Regions from separate parts of the Homo sapiens genome. Here region 1 is linked to region 2. Evidence: chromatin loops called from intact Hi-C (ENCODE). Cell type or tissue: heart left ventricle. All regions are shown on one strand. Links, peaks and the distances in the headings refer to the core of each region. The heading gives the core; the rest is flanking DNA. Region 1 overlaps OPCML (opioid binding protein/cell adhesion molecule like). Region 2 has its middle 88 kb from the start of OPCML.

The links. A loop is a pair of places that touch in the nucleus more often than their neighbours do. Peaks named below come from ENCODE experiments on the same cell type or tissue, not always from the same donor. Only the 100,000 strongest peaks of a DNase experiment are listed, where the experiment ranks them.
Region 1: a loop joins it to region 2, with 4 times the contacts of the local background. A loop is called at or near these places in 5 of 110 quality-filtered maps.

The regions. Positions count from the first base shown.
Region 1 is chr11:133,076,750-133,088,959 of GRCh38, forward strand. The region is part of intron 1 of OPCML (opioid binding protein/cell adhesion molecule like); the gene reads right to left. Among named protein-coding and RNA genes, the nearest start is that of OPCML-IT1, 280 kb to the right of the region's middle. RefSeq lists a silencer at 6,064-6,423. In heart left ventricle, for the core only: CTCF peaks have their summits at 6,216 (motif pointing right) and 6,423; DNase peaks (open chromatin) are centred at 5,846 and 6,222; H3K4me3 peaks cover 974 bases; H3K27me3 peaks cover 1,317 bases.
Region 2 is chr11:133,614,209-133,626,418 of GRCh38, forward strand. No RefSeq gene overlaps it. Among named protein-coding and RNA genes, the nearest start is that of OPCML, 88 kb to the left of the region's middle. In heart left ventricle, for the core only: a CTCF peak has its summit at 5,953; no DNase peak of the experiment used is centred there.

The DNA.
Region 1 (12,210 bases), core at 3,212-8,211, 540 kb before region 2:
GAAGCTAAGTGACTCTCCAGCTGGTCAGCAGGCTGGTGATGGAGCAGCGTGAAACATGCACCTCCTGACCCCACTAGGAATCTTCTGTATTCCAAAAGACTCATCTCAACTGGTTCTTCTCTGCCAAGCAGGTGAAGGCCCAGACAAAAAGATTGCAGTTGATTGATTTCTAGTAGAGCTAGTGTGGGTGACCACTTTGTGATCGGTTAGTGATGGTTGGCGGTGGGGCAGGAGGTAGCACCCAGTCTTATTTTGCTGCCCCCCATCTAGACTACCTACTGCAGGTGGCCGAGGCCTTGTCCTTGAGGGAATTCTGCAACAGAGAGTATCACTCTTTCTGGGTTGCGGTTCTCTAGAGTGATGCTAGGGAAATCAGATGAGGTGGACTTCTGAGCTTTGCTTATGGCTCTGTGAGCTCATTTAGAACTCAACCCTGCCTGGATATCAGGAGGGCTGGGTTTGGCCAAGGGAATCTGGAGAGGTCTGTGCCCCATCAAGCTGAGGAACAAGTACTGAGATTGCCCCGTGACTTGGAGCTCATCACACGGAGTCAGGTTCAAGCTTTCCAGCCCTGCCCTCATTTTCCCCGTGGGCTCGGCGTGATACCTTTCTGAGTAGGAAGTGGAAAGCAATCTGAAATCAAGAGTAAAATAAAGCAAGATCCCTACCTAATGACGCTTGTAAAACTGGATTCTATACAATTTTAAGACTGTAATGTGAAAAGTGAAATTATAAAATCAATAAAGGGAAATGTCAGAGCTTGTCTTTGTGAACTAGAACTCGGTAAGAATTTTTTTAATTACTATAAATAACTTCAAAAGCAAAAAGCACAAGGAAAAATGATGACTGAGGATGACAGAATTAAGAATTTCTATTAAATGAAGGAAGCACAAGAAATATGTTAACAGTCAACTCATTGGGAGAAGACATTTGCAATGCATAAAAACACCAAGGGATGAATACTTTGTTTCTACAAAGAAAATCTTCAAATCAATAAGAAAAAGAAAAGACTCCTATTGGAATATAGGCAAAAGATGCAAACAGACAATTTAAACATACAATGCAAATGCCCATCTACCGGCCACAGAAAAAAAATACTCAGATAAATACAGACTGAAAGAATCAGAATGTGGAATACAAGCACTTCACACATAATTTGCTGGGAAAAACTGGAAAGCTGGATAATGGCAAGAGTTGGAGGGGATACAGAAAATATGAGAAACCTTATGGAAGCCGCGATTCTAGGGAGGAATCTGGTAACTCTTAGACTGAGTAAATTACATTGCTATGACCTAGCAATTTCACTTCTGAGTCCATCTCAGCCCCCAGGTATTATCGGCGTACTGAAGTGGGAATCTGCAAAGATGTCTGCTGCAGTGTTGTGTAGAGAAGGGGACCGGACAGACATACTTGAGGTGCACACCAAGCAGGGGTGTGGACGCACCGAGCACGCCACGGTGGCTGTGCGCAATGAACTCAAGATGCGTGCAGCCGCCCGGACGATCTGATAAACATGGGGCTGAGTGAAAACACGGGAACAAGGAGACACCCAACACAGTATCACCTACATTGCTCCATTAAAACAGCTGAACATCTACACGCTTTCCACACTGGACACACAAACACGGCAACACGACAGACACACTGCATGTGTGCAGGGACTACAGCAGAGACTGAGGATAAAAGAAAATGAGCAATGGAGTGAGCAGGTCCTTGTGTAAACCGGTGACAAAGAAAGGAATATGTTTCAGTCATTAGCCTGTGCCGGAGTGAAAAGGAAATAATAATATAAAAGGCAACACGCTTTTGAAGTTTAGAGACCTGGCTTCTACCCCTGCTCAATGACTCCTGCTGTCTAGGCCCTTGACCCTCATCCCTCCAGTGAGGAGGGCGCAGACAACCCTGGAAATCACCTCTGGTCTAAGGTTCTGGGATGCACCACGGGCAGCTCCCTGAGCGCCACAATGCTCGCTTTTACAGAGCGGCACTGGCTCCGATCAGGCACAAGAGGGCGCTCCGTGCCCGTGTATTTTAAGAATCTTGGCTGTCACTCCAAACTTAAGACGTAAACCCAGAAATCTCTCCACCGCCCCCAACTACCACCTTCATACACTCCTTATGCTATGCTATTCTTTTACTGCTTGAGAAATACAAAGCACCCACCTACTAGGGGTTATAAACGACAGATTTTAGAGACTTCCGAGGCCACGTGAATCTTTTTTACTGGAATCCTTACATTCCCCAGATGTGCCACGTTAGTTCTCCCTCTTGTTGATCCAAGCTCATCCCCACCCCAATATTCCTTCCTCCCACCCAGTTCCTGCCGTGTCTCACCCAGTTTTCCACATACACGCCCGCCTGAATTGATCTCCGGGCCCCTGGCTCTCTCTGGATGAAGACATTTGCCGTTGGCAAGCATGTTTGATATGAAATTGCTTGTACTTTTGATACGCATTTTAAGCTAGTGTAAGTAACGAGAGGCGTATTTCAACTGAACAGAAGGCAAGAATGGATCCATGGAGCACACAGCCTCACAGCAGGGTTATCCCATCTGAATAATCTCCCCTTTCCGGAGGTGCTCAAGGCCAGGCATTGACCATGCAGGAATGTCACAGGGGGACCCACATTTTTGATGGGCAGCTGGAGTAGATGGTGCTTCAGATGATTTATAAGCATTCATTTGATTTTCATATATGTGGATTCAACTTATGATCTCAGATCTGATTTCCTTTCAGATAAATCAAAAATCTCTATATGAAAAGAGGCTAAAAAATGGCTAAAACAAATCTGCCCGAGTACTCTACACTTGTTCTGGGGTGACAAAAAAATGACTGTGACACCCTGCAAAGTGCACAGCCAGGCGTGGCCACCCACTGTAAGAACCTCGGGAGGTTCCCATTTCATCTCTTGCACCAGCTCACCGTGTGACCTCACAAATTCACAATTTCACAATTTGTGAATTGTGAATTCACAAATTCACCACCCCCTCCACTTCCGCCTGCCTGTTGTAAGGTGAGAGGAAGGACCTATATGTTCCCCAAGGTCCTGTCCACCTCCCGCATCCCCCAACCTTCTCCATCCTGCTGCAGGCTCTGCCTTTTGCTCCATAATGATGCCAGAGACATGCTGAGGTGCCCGTCCAAGGGGATGGAAGATAGGCATCACTCTCCCTTTTCACAAAGCAGCTCATTGGGAATGCCTTTTGAACTTCAACCATGTTAGAAAAACAGTTTTACAGAATTAATTCAACATAAGGAGGAGCATTTTAGCAGAAGTGTGTAGAGAGTTGGGAACAGAGCAATGACCAGAGAAGAAAACTCCTTATGGTCTATGAATAGGGTCCCCACTCACCCTACCCATCCACAACAGAGCCAGAACTACTGGCCAATCCACAAGAGCTACAGCAACCCAGCCAGATGCAGATGGCCGGATGTATAGACCTGACCTGGAATCAACCTGCGGGACTGTAGGATGGTAACTCTCAGACTCCAGTGTGTCCCCTCATCACCCATGCGGTCTTGTGAGAATGTGGGTTCAGCTTTGGTAGGTCTGGGATGATGCCTGGAACTTTTGATTTTCAACAAGCTCTCATGACACTACTGCGGCCGGTGTGTGGCCCACACGGTGAGTAGGAAGGCCCTAAGAGGGAAGATGAAGTAGAATGCCAACGATTCCATACTTGCAGCGGCACCGTGAGAAAACATTCCCACTTTGGTAATCAAATGTTTTTTTTTTTTTTTTTTTTCCTAAAATAGGCTTTAGTCTCATCTGTGGAATGTTTTAGGTATAATGCTGCCTGAGACAAGACGGTTAGTTGAGAGGACACCCCCAGGTCTGGGGTGCCATATTCACACATTTCATTAAACAAGTTCCTCCCTGCCCTCAAATCAGCAAAACACCCAAACCCACTGTGCCCGTTTATTTTCACTCATTCTATTGAGGAGCCATTTAGCACCTTGAAGCTGGAGAGAGAATCAGTATAAAAGCTCTTGTCGCTATGAAGGAGCTCAATGGTTTTTATTGCTTCCATCCTTTAAACACCTTGCAGGCATCTGTTTGTTCACCTCTTCATTCATTCATGATTTACTCACCTAGGCCTTCTGCATGCTGAAGCCTGTTCTGGAGGCTGAGATATCGGTGCAGAACACGACTGTTCATGGGTCTCGGAGTCTAGTGGGGACACAGGTGAGTGGAAGAGTGGGGGTGAAGCGTGCATGGTGGGGAAAGGGGCTTACCGCCAGGCCTTATTAGCTTTTGGTGAGAGGACCAGTTTCAACATTATATCCACAAACATAAATTGGAAGTGTTAGAATTGGAAGGACCCGAAGCCGAGATAATCAATGTAGCTATTCCTTGTAGGACACTCCTGCAGCATCCCAGTGTGCTCCTGACTTCAGGGTGACAGGCGCATCTGATGTCCCTGGTGGAGAGGGGAGGTATACCCATCCCTTATATTTACAGGACTTGGTGCTTCCATCTGGAGGGTTAGGGCTCTTTGAACAGTTAATTCTCCGTTTCCTTTGGGATGTCAGCCCCGTTGGTACCACCTAGCAGACATCTCTGAGGATGCGGCATCCTGCTGATCATTTAAGTGAACGCCTCCTCCACTAGATCACAGATTCCGCAACTTAGGAACTGAGGCTGATGATTCTCTGCTTTCCCAATTCGTAACCCAGTGTGTGCTACAAAGCACAAGCTCAACGAATATGTAAGGAATTCGCAAGTGGCTGAGCGAATGAATGAAGCGCTCTTACACAGGACTGTATTTGGTGTTCACAGCTCGTCTTTTGTTTTCCACATCCTGAGCTGGAGTAGATTGACTTCTCTTCTTGAGATGACAGACGGAGGCTTCTATCACATTCTCCCTTTGGATAAGCCCAATAGTGTATTAAATGCACTCCTGCTCTAGGGGGATCCTGCTACTGGACCTAAGCACCTCCTCTTAACCCCAGGGGGAGGCTTTGTGGGGTACATCAATGGTACTCATCACCCAATCCAGAATCTCCTTCTAGAAGGAGAAACTGAGGCCACAGTAAACATCCAGCCCCCGCCGTTCGAATGGCAGGTGAAGCGCTGGCAGCGCCCCTCCCCGCCCCTCTCCGCATACAGCCCCCACCCTTCTCAGCAGCCTTCAGCCGCCAGCGTGTGCTGTGAGGCCCTTTCTCTTCCAGGCATCTGTCCCTTGCATCCCAACGGGAGCGCGGTCCCCTGGGAGGCGTCCCTCAGCAGCCCCGGGAAGTTCTGTCCCTGCTCCCGAGTGTGCCCAGAGTCCTGCCGTTTCCTTCTAGCGCGCGTTCTTTACTGGCGCCATTCCTGCTGCTAAGAGCCCTGAGACGGCCGGGGGTGACCCGGGCCCAGAGCAGCTCCCGGCTCAGGGACCCCTCCCCAGGCCAAGGGCAGGACAAGCCCGGGCCTGGGCCTCCGCCTCGGCTCCCCTCCAGCCTCTAGAGGAGCCCCGCGTCCGCACGACCCGGGGTCCTGGGCCACTCCGGGAGCCCCTGGAAGCCACCAGCTCCCGCGCTGGAGTCTTGGGGCCTTGGGTAGGCGAGCCGGGCTCCACCCGGCTGGGGCAAAGGGAAGGCCGGGTCTGCCCAAGGCAGAGGACCCGCTGCGCCGTCCCCTCCCCACCCTCCCCTCTTCCCCTCCCCCGCACCCCTCCTCTCCTCCCTATCCTCCCCCCTCCCCATCCTTTCTCTTCCCCTCCTCCCCATCCTCCCCATCCTCCCCTCCCCACGCTCCCCTCTTCCCTTCCCCACCTGCCACCCTCCCCTCCTCCCCTCCTCATCCTCTCCTCCCCCTCGCCCATCCCCCTTCCCCTCCTCTCCTCCTCATCCTCTCCTCCCCCTCGCCCATCCCCCTTTCCCCTCTTACTACCCCCGCCCCACCCCGTTCTGCGCCGAGTGGCACAGCCCTCGGCACGGCACGGCCCTGTCAGCTACGAAGCCGGGCGAGGGGCTCAAGGCCCCTCTGGAGACCGCTTCTCCCCCGCGGCCCGTCCCGCCGCTGCGGACCCCATGCGCGGCCTCCCCGCCCCGGCGCCTGGGCCTCCTCGCGGCCCGGGCGGGGCCCACCAACCCGGAGAGGTCGCCAGCCTGCAGGGTGCCGGGGGCCCCTCCGAGCCGACCTCGTCCCAGGCAGACGCGCTGCCCGGAGACCGCCGCAAGGGGGCGCCAGGGGCCGGGGCGGACGTCGCGCCAGTGCCTCGCCGGGACCGCACCTCGTCCGCGCGGCCGCCAGAGGGCGCCCGTCAGCGCCGGAGCCCGCGGCGGACGCCCCAGCCGAGCCCAGCCACTGCCTGGTGGAGCCACAGGGCACCCGCCCGGAAACACCGCCTGCGCCCCGACGGCACCCGTGTGCGCACCACACTCACATCACACACACCACGCACACACACGCACACACACACACGCACACACCCCGCCGAGCGGGCCGCACAGTCACTGGGGCGCCGCTCGCTTTGCTGCCTTTCCCGCGGGTGCACTGAGCGGCGGGAGCGGGAGCCGCGGGCTTTGCCTGAGCCGGGCGCGCGCTGTGGTCTCACTCCCAGACCCGACCCCTCTGAGCTGCCCCTCTCCGAGGCCCCGCGACCGCATGCGTGTGTGCTCCCACTGCCCCAGCCTGAGTCCCGGATACTGGTGCCCCTGTCTCGGGTCGCTGGCTGCGGAGAGGGCTGGCCTGAGGGAGCCAACCCCACCCCACCCCAGCCTGGGAAGGGCCAGAGAGGGGCCAGGCAGGGCCCCGGAAGGCTCGGCCCATGCATCCAGCGTGCCTGCTCCCAGGAATTGCACCTGGATTGTTCCAGCCATTGAGTGGATAAATCCACATCTCAAAGCTGGATTCAGTTGCATGTTCGCCACTTGCAATGGAAAGAGACCTGGCACTCCATTCATACTGGAACAGTTATCTTGGGTTTGGAGTATTCTGCAGGATATTCCTTTGGAACACGGCCTCGCCACTGGGGAGAGACCACATCTCCAATAACGGGAGGCCCATGTGGAATGCCAGATGCCCTCCAGACCAGCCCAGGATCCCACATGGGCTGTGAGCGCGAGGACAGGAAGGATTCGCTGCACGGAAGGTTGCGGAATGACGGGATGATGAACTTGGTAGATGTCCCAATCCTAAATGTTCTCTCTTTGAATTCTTACTGTGTGAAAAATTCATTTGGCAATTAATCATATACAGCCTTGTGACATCTTTTCTGTTATTGTCTGGAATTGTTATTTCAATCCTTTGTTACTAATTGACTTTTTGCATGCTCCCGCCTCGTCTCCCTAACTAGATGGCAAATTCTTTGAGAGCAGAGACCTCTCTTGACATTTTTTTTTTAACTGGCAAGCGGAGACTGTATTGTGCATTGTACCTACCCACAGAAAAGATCTGTAGGGCAGGCCTTATTGGTTTCATTTTATAAATTAGGAAAGTAACTAATGGTAATAGCTCCTCCAGGAACAAACAACTAGTAAGTGGCAGAACCAGCATTCATACCTTGGCAGTTCTCCAAAGCCCACCCCCCAGACACCTGCACAGGGCCTTGCACACCCTGCGCACTCCATAAACATCATTTGGTTCTTATCATTCTCAACCATCAATGTTTTAAGAAGGCTAATTAACATCCGATGAAGGTCAATTTTCAAATTCAAGTTTCGTTGTTTAGTTTCCCAGAAAGAGGTGTTAAGCTTCAGCTGAGAGATTCAGCTTCCACAAAGAAAACTTCATACCAGGGAGGCAAATATTGACGCAGGCATCTCTTGAGGGTGTCTAAGTTTGAAAACAAAGCACTTCCTCCTTTAAAATGAAATTGAAGGATATTCGGCTTGGCTTGGAAGCCAATCTGGGGTCAGGCAGCACATCACTGGGAGGCGTATTGGGGCGCTCCAGGCAGTCGGACAGATAGGGCCTGGCCTGATCAGAGAGGTCTGGCCCCAAGCCCAGCTCTCTTGCTCAGCCTCATGGGGTCTCCATGTCCTTCTGCACTGCGAGTATGAGATCACCTGTTATATCTGTGGTTTTTATAATGTAACTCCCATCATTTCTATTTAAAACCTTGCCATTTTTTTTTACTTAGAACTCAAACTCAAATTCAAGCATGAGTGAGCATCTACCATACAATATAGATTTATTATAAGAACCATGATATAAAAATACTGACATCAAAAGCCTCCACCATATTGTTCATCTGTTCAAAGTCCGACTCTGCTTTCATTACCTACCAAATAAAGATTAAACCATGTATTATGTCACTCAAGGACTGAAATATCTCATTCCTACTTACTTTTCTAAGTTTATCTCCTTCACTTTCCGTTTATGTAAAATCCAGCTAAATGGACTCCTTTATTTAATGTTGAAGTTCATCCTTCCATTTAGATCCCACTTCCTTCATGCCTTTGCCTGGAAAAATATATTTATGTCTTCACTGATTCATACAACCCAGTGCATTTCATGAGTAGCTGCCTACTATGTGCCAGACATGGGGCTCCACAGTAGAACTACAGATCTGCCTGGGATTGACAGAGTTCACACCCTGTGTTCAAACGCTTCTCTTTCATGAAGTTTCCCCTCATTACCTTCCATACACAATACCTCCTTTCTGTCTCTGCCACAGCCATGTTACACACAGCTCTGTGTTTTAATTAGCTGTGTGCATGCCATTCCCCACACCAGACACTAAGCTCTTTGAGATCAATGGTGGTGTTTTCTTTATCTTTAAAGAGGATCCCTTTGGTACCCAGCACATAGAGCAAAAACTATTTGTTGAATTGATTTGAAAGAGCTTTCAATGCATTTGGCAAGACAAACCTTACCTAGCAATTAACTAAGAAGGCAGTGGTGTAGCCTGATGAATGTAATTTATATTCTCATACAATAAAGTACCAAGGCATATGTTATTGATGAGAAAGGAGTGCTATGTAACAGAATGTTACATGAATTAAAGATCTTACAGACCAAAAGAAGGTAAAAGTACATGTGCACCTCAAAGACAAGTCGGAATTTTGACGAAGGTCTAAATAGGCATTCTAGGTTGGAAAGAACTAGAAGAGAAGAGAGACTTCTTGGGTTCTAGTGTATATCTGATCTGAGAATGAATTATAAAAGTAGAAGGCAATCTAGGAGATCATGCGTATGTTAAATCTGCAGTAGCCAAGTCATCTCTGGAAGCTAGTTGAATTGTTTAATTAACCTGTCGGTTCATCTAATATCTAACTCGGCTCCTTCCTGCTGCAGTTGAAATCCTTCTTTGCTTTATTCCATCCTCAGAGAAAATAGAGGACAGTTAATGATCCCTCTCTGTGCATTTCAGAAGATGGTGTAAAACAGTGCTAGAGAAAGCCTTTTAATCATATATTTCAAATATGCAGATCCAAAGGTGATAATTCAAGCACAGCTTTAAGATTTTTCAAATACCTTATTCCATCTGCCTTGCTCTGATGGTTTCTATGAACACATTTTCATTTTCTAAATCTGGAATTAGTAGAATCTGCTTGAAAAGGGATATTACAGTCAAGTGATGTTCTCAATTTGAGGTGTAATTATTTTCCCCCATTTTAAAAGCCTAACATAAAATGTGATGTGATTTTTTTTTCAACTTTGCAAGGGACATCAACTTTTTTATGTCTTCAATTTTTTTCTCTGAGCTTCCTACAACTTGGAGAATAATATAAATAAGAAAGGAAATGCAGATAAGTTCAATTTCTAGTTTGCAATAAAAAGTCAATGTATTGTCTGATAAATGTCCTCCTCTTTACCCCATCTTCTTCCTGTAGATGAAAATTCTGCTTAAATAAATGAAATAGTTGGCAGATAAAGATTGAATATATTCAAGGTGTACAACGTGATGATTTGATGTAATGCATGGTGTAATGCATGGTGTAATGACTGCACAATCAAATTAAGGAACACATTCATCACCACCCGTGCTGTACCTTAGGTCCCCAGAAGCTGCTCATATTGGAACTGAAAGTTTGTACCCTTTGACCAGTATCTCCCCATCCCCCTACACTCGCAGCCACTGGTAACCACTGTTCTACTCTGCTTTTATGAATTTGACTTTTTAAGATTCTACATATAAGTAAGATCGTGCGGTACTTGTGTTTCTGTGTCTGGCTTATTTTGCTTAGCATATTCTCCAGGTTCATTCATGTTGTCTCAAGTGGCAAGATTTCCTTCCTTGTTATGAGCTTATTCTCAAATCAAAATTCTTCTGGATGCTACATTAACCCTTAGAACCTAAGTATACACTTGAGCCTGCCTGAGATGAGATTGCACTTAGAGTCAAACATCAAACATCTTAGCACTGAGAGGAGCATTTGAGATCATCGAGTTCAAACCTATAATTTAACAGACGACGAACTTAAGACCCAAAGAGGTTAAGTGACTGAATGAAGGTCACGCTGCTGGTTAGTGAGAGCTGAGGCTAGGACTGAATTGCTGCTTAGGCTCTTTCAACATTATCGTTATATTTACCAACATTTTCCAAGTTGATTTTTTTAAATAGCAGTTTTGAAGAAGATGTTAATAAGCATTTTCTTTCATTGTATAATTTTAAGTATTATTTTAGGTGTAGGGGCTACCTGCCTAGGTTTGTTAGATGGGTATACTGTGCGATGCTGAGGTTTGGAGCACAAATGACCCAGTCACCAGGTAGTGAGCCTAGAACCTAATAGGGGGTTCTTCAGCCTTTGCCCTTCCCTCCATCCCCCTTCTAGAAGTCCCCAGGGTCTACTGTTCCCATCTTTATGTCCATGTAGACTCAATGAATAAGCATTTTGAATGAAAAGAAAAATATGTGCTGGACCAAGTAAACTTATAAAACATCAATTTAACCTGCTCTGCTTCACAGAGTTTAACATATTAATTTTCTGTCGCAACCCGAGAGAGATATTTAGCCAACACGTATGACTACAGACTATTTTTAAGTTAACATTTAGGAGCATCTATTAATATATCTAACATGCCAGCGTGCCAGAGAACAGTATTTGGAAGATGCTGCTCTTGACTAGAACCCTGTAGAGGTATGATCGAGCTTGACAGCAAATGCTGATGCTTACAGGCTCTTTCCCGCACTGGCTAGCTGAGCAGTCATAGGATCACACTACCCAAACTTCAAAGCCCTCATCTGTAAAACGGGCACTCAGCTCTCTTACTAGACGGTTAGGAGATGGTATAGCAGAGTAAAATGTGTGAACTGTAATTATCAAATTGTATTTGTGACAGCTTGCCAAAGTATCCACTGTGTAGCACGATAAAATAAATATATGAGAAAAAGTGTGTAATAAGAAGGTAAGGGTGAGAAATAAAATACAACTGCATAGAAGTACATATCAAAATCCATGTGAAAAGTCTTATATTAATGTTGACAGTGGATGGCACATTTGACTTTGCATTATTAACAAAAGAGAAAGAGTACTATTACTTACTGTAGGCAGGTAGTACACAAAATAACCATGAACCTTTTACATGGGAGAACCACGGCTTTGCTAAGTACTGAGACAGAAAACTTCATGGTTTTCCATTGACTCTTAAAAGCACGGATTGCGAAGTCACGTAGTTTCACCTTTGCCTCTAACTTAGTTAATTTAGCAAATTACATCATTTCCATAAGCCACCATTAACTCTTTCATACAAGGGGCAAGATCCAAGTGACCATGAGTGCTGTGCCCATGATGTGGGATAGTGAATGCCATTCCCTTCAAAACAGCAAGCTCACACTCAGTGACAGTCCCAGTGGACACTGCCCTCGCCAATATCTTCCAATATCAAAGAGAAATTTTGTCATCTGTTTCTTTTGCCATTGGCTTCCAATGAATTGGGTTACAATACCAAAGGGGATTGCAATAAAAATCACTTGATATCAAGCTAAAACATGCGGTGGTTTCAGTTTAATTCAAATAGTGGATTAATTATATAACATGGATAAATAACTTTCTGCAACAAGACTTTAAATGAGAGTGGAACAATAGAATTATACAAGATATGCTTCTGACAAACCCCTGGAACGCAGGTCATTCATGTTACCAACCCAGAATGGTCTAAATGTTTTGGTTACCATCTGAGAGGGGGGCAGGTTTGGCAGTGCTTCTAAAACGGGGAGAATAAGTAATCATGTCCCCATATTCTAACACATTAAGCATGACTACTATAATTTCATCCCAGAAAAATTCCAAAGCAAGTGATATCAATCATCTATCAGAGCAATGAAAATATCTCCAA
Region 2 (12,210 bases), core at 3,339-8,338:
TACAGATAATTAATCTGAGAAATAACTGCACAATGAATTACATCCTGGCTGAACCCACAAATGACCTATTACTCATCTCTGTCGTAACCGTTAAGGGTAATTACCCAACTATCAACCTCAGTTAGTCTACATAGCATTTACCTTCAAAGATTCAGATAGTTCTTAGTAGAGAAGACAGTAGCTCAGTTGTGTTAATACTGAAAAAATAGAAAGGCCAAAAGAAAAGAAGAATAGGGAAGGATGGGAAAAAATGAGAGGGTGAGAAGCCAAATACCATGTGACTTCTAATTTCACTTCTAATATCTAAAACTTTCAGTTCATAATCCTTGACCTCCACCAAAACACCTCTCATGACTCCTATGGTTATTTTTAATAAATAAAAATGGAGCTGGGTCAGGAATAAGGAGCAGGAACAAGAAGGAACTCCTGCAAAGAGGAATAAATTACCAGAAAAAATTACTCTGGATAAGTTACTGGATGAATTTCACTGAATACATTACTGTGTAATGATGAAATTATGTAATGATGACTCAATGAGAATCACATAATTTTCTGCCTTTTTAGAAATTAATTACAAAACTTAATCCATTCACCAAGTCTGCAAATTTGAATGTATATTTTAAAACTATTATAAACTTTTTCTGTGGCACTAAATGTGGAATAGTTTTAGTTGAGCTTTATATATCTGGAGAAACCAAGAAACATTTACTCTTCCAGGTCACCTTCTCCACCCAATCGCTCCTTTAGAGGGTCCCCTTTTCATTCTTGCTTTCCATGTAGCCACCATCCTCATTACAACCCATGGACATTGGTCCTAGACTAGCAGTAGAAGGTCCTTGGGATTTGAATTGAGCCAAATCCCTGCCTTTCAGAGCTTGTGATCAAGCAGAAATACCAGATAGACCAGAAATAATAGTAAATAAATAAGTGAACAGCTTTAATAGCTGAATACATAGACAATACAATACTTTGGATATCAAAATACTCCCTTCATTATAAATTTTACTAATTATTCATGTTAAAATTTTTGCCTTACAGTTGTTCATCTCCAACCACCAACATAGTCAGTAAATATTAATTCTTAAGTCAAATATGCCTTTTTATAAGACCACCCAAAATATTTGCATTTGCTGCCATCAGTATTTGAATAAGAATAATATAAATTTAACCAATAATTATTTATTGAGTGCATAATGTGAGCCAATAACTATTTTAATTTTGTGTTTATATGTTTCACCTTTTTACATTCTTTTATTTTCAAACTTTCTGTAATGTTATATTTGAGGCATGTTTCTTACAATTAGAATATATCCAGTCTGACAATCTTAGTATTTTCCTTGAAATATTTAGTCCATTTACATTAAATGTAATTACCAAAAGTTGTGAATTCCTATTTACTAGGTTACTGCTAATTTCTACTTGACTGGTCTGCTTCATGTTTGTTTTATTCCTCTCTTTTCTTGACTTTTTTTCTGATTAATCATTTTTTAAATTTCTCTTTCCTCCTCTATTAGCTTATTAGTTATACTTCTTTTGGAAGGTATCCTAGAAATTATTTAATACAATGTTAATTTTTAAAGAATTACATCCTAAAAAAGATTATTAGCTTTATGCTGCCTTTCAATGCTAGAACACTATAATATTTTAAATCTAGTATCTCTGTTCCCAAATTTTTTTTAATTAACATGTATTTCAGTTCTACATTATTTTAAACCCACAAAACAAGAAATTATTATTATTGTCTTATACAGGTAATATTCATTTATATCTGTCTACATATTAATCCTTTCTATTGCTCCTTATTCTTGTATTGACCTGCTTATATCTGGGTTTATTTCTCTTCTGTCTGAAGAAATATTTGTTAATTATTTTAGTGTACATTTAGTGGTAACAAGTTTTTTAAATTTTGTATGTCTGCAAATGTTCTCAGTTTTTTAAGGATAAATTTACTAGATATAAAGGATTATTTGGGGGGTTGTTATTTCAACATATTAAAAATGCCATTCTATTGCTTTCTACCTTCTGTTGTTTCTGTTGAAAAGTCTGTTGAATAACTTTTCTTATTGTTTTCTTAAAAGTAATGTAGACTTTTTTAGTTTTTGATTTTCTGTAGTTTTACTATGATGTGCCTGGGTTTCTTTATATTTATCTTGCTTTACATTTATCCTAATAGAGATTCTTGAGTTTGTGGTTTGCTGCCTTTTATCAGTTTCAAAAAATTACCAAACATTCAATTTTTTGTTCAAACCCATTCCAGTTCTCTTCTACTTCTGGGGCTACATTTACATTATTTTGGATTTTTTTTTACTGTATCCAATATTTTTTCTAATTTATTTTATATATTTTTATATTTTTTCCTCTTTGTGCCTCAGTCTGTATACTTTCCATTGACCTGTATTACTCTCTTCTGCTATCTGAAATCTAATGTTAAACCTATATGAGTTCTTCATTTCAGCTATTGTATTTTTTAGTTCCAGAATTTACATTTGGTTTTTCAGTCATTTTATATTAAAGCTTCTTATGTTGAAGTAACAACTACTTCTTATTCTGAAGTAGTTTAAGATTCACAAGAAGTTGCAAAAATAGCACAGTTCTTATATACGTGATGATAATGTCTTACATTATCAAAGTACATTATCAAAACAAGCAATAATGTTGCCGTATTGCTACAATACTACTATCTGTAAAGTAAAGAACTTATTCAGATTGTGTGAGTGTTTTTTATAAAATTTTATTATGTGTAGATTTGAGTACACTATACCATTTGATTTTAAAAGCATAAATTCCAAATCTCTCTTGAAATTCTATTTTTGTTCCTCTTTATTTTCTTGAATATTTGTTGTTTTGTTGTTGTTGTTGTTGTTGTTTTGAAACAGGGTTTCACTTTGTCACCTAGGCTGGAGTACAGTGGTGCAATATTGGCTCCCTGCAACCTCCGCCTCCTGGGTTCAAGTGATTCTCCCACTTCCGCCTCGTGAGTAACAAGGACTACAGCCTCCTGAGTAACTACGAACTCCTAACCTCAAGTCATCCACCCGCCTCTGCCTCCCAAAATGCTAAGATTACAGGCATGAGCCACCACACCCAGCCTATTTTAATCACAGCTGTTTTTCAGTTTTTTGCTGATAAAGACCTAGAGGTGATTTGGATATTAGAATTAGCTATAGTCTGTTTTTCCACTTCTTGGTTTTCAGTCTCATTGCTTGTCATGTTTGGCAATTTTTTTTACTGACTGCATCACACCCATAATAACAACATATAGCAGCCCCAAATGATATTATATTCCTCCAGAGAGAGTTGGCCCCTTCTTCTGCTGAGCGGAGAATGTGGAACTGGGACCTTAACAACACCACATCGAGGAAGGAGCACAGCTTTGGTAAGGCTCTATCTACCACTGGCTTCCCCTTTGAGTTACACAAGAGAGCCTGGGGTTTTCACGAGGTACCGCTCACATTGGTGGGTTCTTAATTCTGATTCTAGCTTTCTTATTATTATAAGACTACTACAGTCTGTGTATTGTTTTTCAAAGACTTTATGCTAAGGTTCTTAGCTTCCTGTCTCTGCAATCTCAGACTTTGGTAGATGTCTTGAGCAAACACTGCACAAATTTTGGCTCAATTCTCCAGCCTACCCTTCTGACCAGGATCCTAGCCCCTCAAATCTCTAACTTTTGTCTCTCTAGTTCCTACAAGATTGCCAAAAGTTCTTCTCATTTCTGGGCATTTTAGCAGTGGTCCTCTGCCTGAAACCCTGTCTGAATTCTCAGTCCCTTGTTTTAAGTTCAGAATCAGAAAACACTACCTCATCTCCCAGAAAAGATCTGTGGAATATCACATTACACCCCTGAGGATTCCCCTTTGAGGGTATTTTGGACCTCTAGTCCTCAATGCCTCAGTCTTCAAATCGAGTTTTTTACTTGAAATGTCTAGTTGTCTAGTTGTTCTCAAAGAGATCACTGGTCTGCTACAGTCTAATCTAATATAGTCAGAATCTGGAAATATAGAACTCCCTGACTGTAGGTCTTACATTTCAATAGGTGTTAGGTCAAGAAAGGCAACAACAAACAACAAACAAAAAAATAAACAAGATAATTTCACAGAATGTTAAATGCTATGATGGAAATAAACAGAATGACATGAAAACTCTGAGGTAGCCAACTGCCTTCCGTTTCACATCTGAGGATTCACAAAGTGACTGAGGGAAAATCTCTGTGAAAAATAGCTCCCATTGTCCCCATTTTGTAGATAAGAACATCCTAATCTTTGGGGTACCATTGTTCTTCACTCTCCAGCAGTCATGCCAGGCTGGGGAACCCTCAGGTAATGAGATAACGATGGCACTAAATCTGACCCAAATCATTAGGGATTATGCACCTCAGCACAGACGCCCCTTCCTAACCCAAATCAGAAAAGAGAGAAAATCTTCCAGGACTTCCCCATTATACACATTTAGCGCCTGCTAGGAAAGACGCCACTGGAGGGCACTTTGGTAAATGGAGCTTCCTAGGTCTGTCTTCAGCAATTGCGGGAACCATCATTCTGAGGCCTGCTCAGCTGCCATAATTCACGGGTCTCCCTAATGCAGATGGGTTGGGAATGCTGGACCCTGGAAATAAGCTTTCCCCACCACTGCACTTCACTCAGCTCTCGGCCTTACATCATTTCCAAAGCATTAAGCAGCCTGCAACGCGAGAATCCTGCCGCTGGTGACATCTGTAACATCTGACATCATTTAGAAGACACTGCAAGGGTAAAAGAGTACTTTTTTGATCAGGGACATAAATAATTCTGAGGAAGAAATTAGGTTAAAAGGCTTTTATTTCCCCAAATGGATTTGCAGAATTTGGCCTCCCAGCCAGGTTCCTGTGAGGAGATGGGTTTTGGGGAGCCGAGGAGGTAACTGTGAGCAGTTGACACTCAGCCACTAGGCGCTCCCAGGAATAGGGGACACAATGGGAGCTCCAGGCGGCATGAATGCCCTGTTCATCTCTTGAGAAGGGGAGAGGTAGGGTGTAGCTTAATCATACCCTTGTGTGCCCTCGGTGTTCATAGAAGATGGAAGGGGGCAGCTACTGGGTGTCTGTTCGGGAGGGAAAGCCCCCTTTTTCTCAGAGACGTTCACCAAGATCTTGGGAAATGATTGTCTTCTGCCAAGAGGCGCCCAGATGATCTTCTCCACATCAGCCTGGCTTGGCAGGATTGAGAAAAACTATGCATATATAATCTGTTTTGCCTTCCCAAACTTAGCATCCACACTAGGACAAGAAAAGGAATCAAGAGTCTCAGCTTCTCCCTAAAACTTGCCAGAACTGCTGCCAGGCCTTCACAACAGCAGGAACTCCCATTCCATCTCACCTCTGGCTCTTAGCACAGGGTGGCGCTGAGTGTTTGCATTCCATGGTAATCTCCCAAGGATTTCCAGATCTGCTGCCTGAGGCTGCCTGGATCTAGAGATGACGGGGGTTGCATGAGGACCTAGGGATTTTAAGAGGGGCTTCCTGCAAACAACAGAACAGAACATAATCTTGGGCCCCACACCCACAAACCAGTCTCAGCTATACAAATTGAGCATGAGCTGCAACACAGAGAAGGCTTTTAAAAGGAACAACACCTTCCAACATCTTTAATGCCATTCCCATCTCAGCATGAGCAGCATGCAAACTGGATCAAGTGTCAGAATTCTAGAATGCTGGTTCTGGAAAAAAGGAGCCTTAAGCTTAAAAAATCATGGAGGAATTGTTCATTGTATAGGTGAGAATGCTGTTTTTTCAGATCACATAGCTGATTAATGACAGGAACTTAAACTATATCAACATTGAGAGCATAAGGATTTGTTCATCACGGCACCTTCAATGTCTAGCAAGAACCAGCATGTAGTGGGTGCCTACTATGGTCTAGAGACTGTATTAAGTCCCATACAGGATACAGAGACAAGTACAATACAGTCCCAGCCAATGAGGAACACACCACCTAGTGGGAGACATGAACACATAACCGAAAAGTACAAAGCAACATTGTTAATGCCTTTATAAATAAATAAACAAGGTGCCTAGCAGAGAATCCAGAGGAAATAATAAATAATACTTCCTGTGGCCTTCTAATAATTAAACACCTGATATACCAGAATGAGCACTAAGAATAAACTAATCATGAATAAGATGCAATCCTGCCCTTAAAAAAAGCTTACTGTCTAGTGCAATATGCAAAGAGGTATTTCCAACACATTGTAATGAATGGTGACATGAGTGATATGGGTAGTTTTTAGAGCACATGGGAGGGCATGAGGCCCAGGCTAGGAGGAGGTCAGGAAAAGATTTCCAGGGGATATGACATGAAAGTTGAAATGAACAGTGAGTAGAATGTATCCAGGTGACAGTAAAGGAGAAAGGAGGAAGGGCATAGCCATCCTAGGAAGAAGGAAGTACATAGTTAAATGTTAACGTATTTAATCTGGAGCACAAATCTTTAAGGGAAATGATAGTAAGAGACTTTCAAGGAAAAGGGAGCTCTAACTGTAAGCCTGACTTTAGCCGTAAGATGCTTAGTAGTTTGTCCAGTCTTAAGAACAGTGGAAACCCACTGAAAATTTTTAAACAAGGGAATAAAATGGTCAGGCTTTTCTTTATATCCTCTAAACATGGACGAGGGAAGTGCAAACAGGACACAATGGAAGGCAGGGATTTCCATTCGGATGTTGTTAGAATCGTTCAGATAAAAAAAAAATAATGTATATGAACTCTAGAAAAATCTGTCTGAATCTTTAAGATCCTAATTCTACAATTAAAATTTTGACCAAAAATGATAGTGGCCTGAAAAAAAAAATGTTATGGGGGGTATAGCTGCAAAGGTAGTAAGGGATATTAAGAGATTTTGGTTGCAGAATCTGATCATTGATGAAATGTGGGAGATGAAGAATAGGAGGGAGTCAAAGCCAGGCTTCCAGCTTGGGCAACTGAATATGCTGGTTACTGTCGCCGGAGAAGACCAGGAGGAGCAAAGTGGGAGGGGTTGAGGTGTCCTAGAAGATGGCATTAAGGTTGGGTCTAGAGGTTAATTGGAGGTTTTCAGACAGAGGAGGAAACAACATACTTGCTATGAGACAATGAGTCCACATGAGACTATGGCTAAAATCCCTAACATTCCCCTTCAGCCCCCATGAAGAAACAGACAAAAAGAAAGATAGAGAAAGTGAAAGATTAATTAAGTTCATTACTGGGAAAAAATCATCCTGGGAAATGTCTGGTAACTATTTCTTTAGAATGTAACTCTCCTTGGTCTACTCGAGACATAGCAGATGAAGGTAGAAGACAGGTTGGGGGTGGACAACAATTATCAGAAAAGGCATGAACACACAGAGGACGTTCCCACCATTATTATTGTCCTGGGAGAGTCGTCCTGCAGATCCATTCCCAGCTGCCTTCAATGTAAAGTAAAGAAAGGAAAAAGAGTGAGGGAGAGTCTGGCAAATCCGATAAAGATGGATGGAGGGGATTGAGACAAAGGCACCTGCCGGCATTGTGTCAGCTCCAACTCACCAGCTCAAAAACAAACTCATTCATTATCCACCAGCCTGGGCTGAAATAGCCCCGGTGTAAACACTCCCACACACCCAGCTCTCAATGAGACAAACAGCCTGGAAGTGTACATGCCATGGGCTCTCGCTGCTAATGGAATGCACAACCAGCTCTGTCGTGGCCAAGAACGATTTCTCTGCCAAAGGACACCAACTCCAAACAGCAAAGCTTCACCCAGGACCCTCATCATTCCACATTTTGTGTAGGATCTTCAGACAAAGCAGACCCTCATCTTGTTTTTCACAAGTTTCATTCATTCTCTGCGGTTCTTCAAGCAGAACAAAGAAATTAATTCCCACTACCCACACATTCACACATACGCACTTTGCTTATCTTGCTGATACTCTCTAATACTTTCAAATTAGAGGGCACAGGCCAAAGGCCAACTTTGAGACAACAGATTCATTATTTCACCCCAAATCTGGTCATGTCCCTGTGCTTCAGGTCTCATGCGTAGCCCGACCTTCCTCCTGCTTGCTCACAGTACATACTCATTCCTCATCCTCTGCTCTGCCCTCACTCGGCGTCAATCCCTTGTCCAAAAGACCATGATGCCATCTGCAATCCAGATTTTACTTCCTCTGTAGTCTTCTGCTCTCCATCCCTGTTGTTGCAACTCTGGCTTCAGCCATTGCCTAGGTTTCTGGCCTAGGTTTCTGCCACAGGCCTCTCGAGGGCCAATCTGCCCTCCTCCAAGACATTTTCTATCCTGTAGTCAGGAATGTCATTCAAAAACACAAAACTGTAGTTCACTTCAATGTTTAAAATTCTTCAGTGGCTTCCCATTGACTCTATTTAGGTAGAAATTCCTTAGGAGGACCTATAAAGTCCTTCATAATCTGTTTCTTTCTGCTTTATATCTTCAAGCTAATTCATCCCCATTCCCATGGTGTTCTATGCTCTAGCCAGGTCAAATTGCTTTTAGTTCTCCAAATGCATCTGCTCTCTCTTCCCTCCAGCTCTCCATAGATCCTCCACATTCTCTTATCTGAGAACATTCTTTCCCCACCACTTCACCTGGCAAACTCTTGTCTTTCCACTTTGAGTATACATTTTACTTCTTCCAGGAAGCTTTCTCTGATTGACTTTTCTGGAAGTCTTAGGTGGGTGCACCTTCCATAAAGTGCAATAGGATCCTTATTATAACAAACTGTAACTGCCTATTTCTCTGATTTTCCCACAGTGGTAAGTCTTTTGAGAGCAGTGATGTTATTTGCCAGGGTTACACCTATAGTGTCAGTCTCTACCAAATACCTGGAACACAGTAGATTTTCAGTATTTACTGAGTGAACGAATGAACAGAGGGAGGTAACCAGGAAGAGAGTTAGTTGAGGTTATTTGGTTGCAAGCAAGAGAACCCACCTCTAGCCAATTTAAGCAAACAGGAATCCTGGCATAGAAAGTCAAGTACAAGTCAGGTTGGAAATATGCAAAAACCAAGACAGCTCTAGATATCTAAGAAGCAAGAATGTAGGCACGCTTATGTGACAGAAATAGGATGGTCAAATAGAAAAACACAAGCCGTTTAAATCTCTTTTTCACTTAGCTTAAGATTCAAATTCAAATTATCTAGGATAAGCCTAGTTTATTCATACACCTTGGCCTGGCTAAAAGACAGCAGGGCACACAGGCAGCAGCTCTGATGGACTGTGTGCAATGGGAAGATGGCAAGGGGTAGAGCTGTAGGGAAAAGCGGAGATGTTGAAGGCCACAGCTTCCAAGTGCCCACGAACTCACAAGTCTGAGTTCTCATTAATAATATTTTAGAGATCACAGTTAGCTATTTGCTCTCAGAGTTAGGGTTGAGGGTTTTGGTGGGAGGTGAGAGAAATGAGGCCAGTATGAGAACAGATTGATCTGTAACAGTGGTGGACTCTTTTCTCTCATAGGACATAACGCCAATTCTCTATAAAAAAGAATATATTCACTTAGAAATACACCATATAAGAAATGCCAGTAAGAGGTTCAAGACACAGAGAACAACAATAATAATTGATAATGCACTGAAAGATGGGTTACAGGATTCCTTTAACCATCAAAATAAGTCTTAAAAAGTGACTTAGTAACTGTTTACATTTATGATTAAGATTAACAATTTTTTATTCTTTTTCTCTTTTCTAAGAGTAAAAGAGAGTCAGCAGGTTTAAATGAAGTGTGAAGAATTTAGAATCTATAACAATATGTGTGCATGGAAAATAGAGACTGTGAGACTTCTAAGCGCATCCTCGTGTCTTGTGCTGTACACAGTGGAGAGCGGCATCCAGGAGCACACAATTTCAAGTCAAAGAAACCAGGGCTTTGCCACTGACTGCCCCTGTGACCTTGAAGAAGTGATTTCTCTATGCCTCAGTTTCTTATCTGTACAATAAATCTAGTAACACTTAATGTAATCGCTGTTTGGCTCTAATAGGACCTTGTATGTCAAGCTCTGAGAACAGCTCCTGGGACATAAGAAGTAATCGATGAATGACAGTTAAGGCTCAGTAAATATTTGTTAATTTTGATTATGGATTTCTTAATACAAAAGTTATAAGGTTTTAAAATAATTTTTTCATAATGTATTACAGAAACTGTGTCTTTTTCCAGCATTTAAATAAAAAAAGAACCTGAACCTTCCTGGTGTGATTTGACTGATGCGCTGCTTAAAAGCAGGGACACTAAATAGACTCCTGTCCTCTTCCTTCTTTCATTGCACCCACCCATCCATGGGAACCCGGCTTCCTGCCTACTGCCTGAAGCATCTCTTCTCCTTTTTGAAAGGGAAATTAGACAGCTCAGTAACATTTGGTAGTTCTTCTAGAAAGGAGACTTTGCCAGACTCCACCATCTTTTTCTGTCTGATTTACTGTGGTCCCCAAATATAGGCTGGCTGTTTTTTCGTCTCGTGTATCCATTGGGAAGGTTAGAACAAAACATATGAGACTCGTGAAAATGGATGGAAATGGAATCCAAAAGTAAGTGCGGTGAAGAGGCGATGGACAGAGATCTGAATTATTGGTGAGTCACACCGTCTGACAGACTTCATCATTTGCTGACTTGGCAGGAGATTTATCGGGCATTCTAAGCCCCAATCTTCTTGAAACTGAGAGACCTTCCAGATAAACAACTGCAGCCCTATTTGCAAACCTGCTGCTCAGCATGCGACAGTAGAAGAGATGCTCCTTAACACACTCTCATATACCTTTGCAAGGGATTCCTTAAATCTCAGGTTTTGATAGTATTATTGTCCTCATTATCATCACCCTGAAATTTCACCATCAGTCAAGATCTCCCATTAGGTCCCTGCCCTCGGCAACCTCCCCTTCATCGTCTTCAGAGACCAACGCTCTTGAAAGAAGTTAATAACTTTACTCTCTGAGAAAATAATAAGTCAATATCTGAGATGACTTGGCTGTTTTTGCACAGCTGGAAGAGGATGAAGAGAGACTAACAGAAAGGTGGGTGCAGTCAAATACAGTAAGTAGAGAGGCCGATTGAAGGAGACAGTGAGGAAGGAGCACTGATGGCAAGGAGCTGGAGAGGGCATGAAAATGCAGCGAGACAAGCAAACCACAGATCACTCAGGAAGGAAGGAACCAGAGGCCACTGCGGCCTGAGGAGGAGCAATGCTGGCCGGAGAAACAGATAATTCACCACCGATGCTGCAGAGCCTTGAAAGAGAGACCAGAAAGGTGATTTAAGGAGTATTAGTTTTGGATTCTGAAAATGATTCACTGAACCCCATGATGAGTGACAATCATGCTATTTTATACTAATATAACTGTACACCAAGCTATTTCATCGGCTGCAATAAATTCTTCCACTTTGGGGAAAATTCTACTTAGCCATCAAGAGCCAGCATCAATTTCAACTTCTCTTTGAAGCCTCCCAAGGAACTTTGAGGGAAATTGTAGCCTCACCGGTCTGTAACCTTTTGTTTACCCATCTTTATTCCTGTCTCTTCCACTTCACCATACTTCCTCCCCCAGCCCCTACATGCTTCCATTAAACTGTGATTCCCTTGGAAATAGGCTTAGGTTTTGCTTATCATCATATTCTTATTCCCTGTCATAATGCTTGTCTCAATAGATACTTATTGAATGGAAGAATAAATAGATTGACAGGACTCATTAAACTCATCCCTAACCAGAGTTATTTCAGCGGCCTATTTGAAACGAGAGTGCAGCCCATTTCTCTCCCTCAGAGCCAAGTGTATTTCCAGCAATCCCAGCAGAAGACACCTCCCCTTTGCTATCCCATTCTTGGATCAGCTGCTTTCCACATGGGATAGTAAAACTATCAAATCTCTCTCCAAATTCCAAATCCCATGAAGGGCCAGAACCTACCAACACTGTGGCTTTATGTCCTTTTCCCCAAAATGAAAATATACTCATTCAGCAACTGCAATTCTTTCCATTGATTTAACCTAAACACTGAGGAAAACCTATTTTCAAGAGAAGGTCCACCAGTAACACAATGAACGGAGAATTTTTTTTTTTTTTTAGACGGAGTCTCTGTCACCAGGCTGGAGTACAATGGCATAATCTCAGCTCACTGCAACATCCTCCTCCTGGGTTCAAGTGATTCTCCTGCCTCAGCCTCCTGAGTAACTGAGATTACAGGTGCCCACCACCCTGCCTGGCTAATTTTTGCATTTT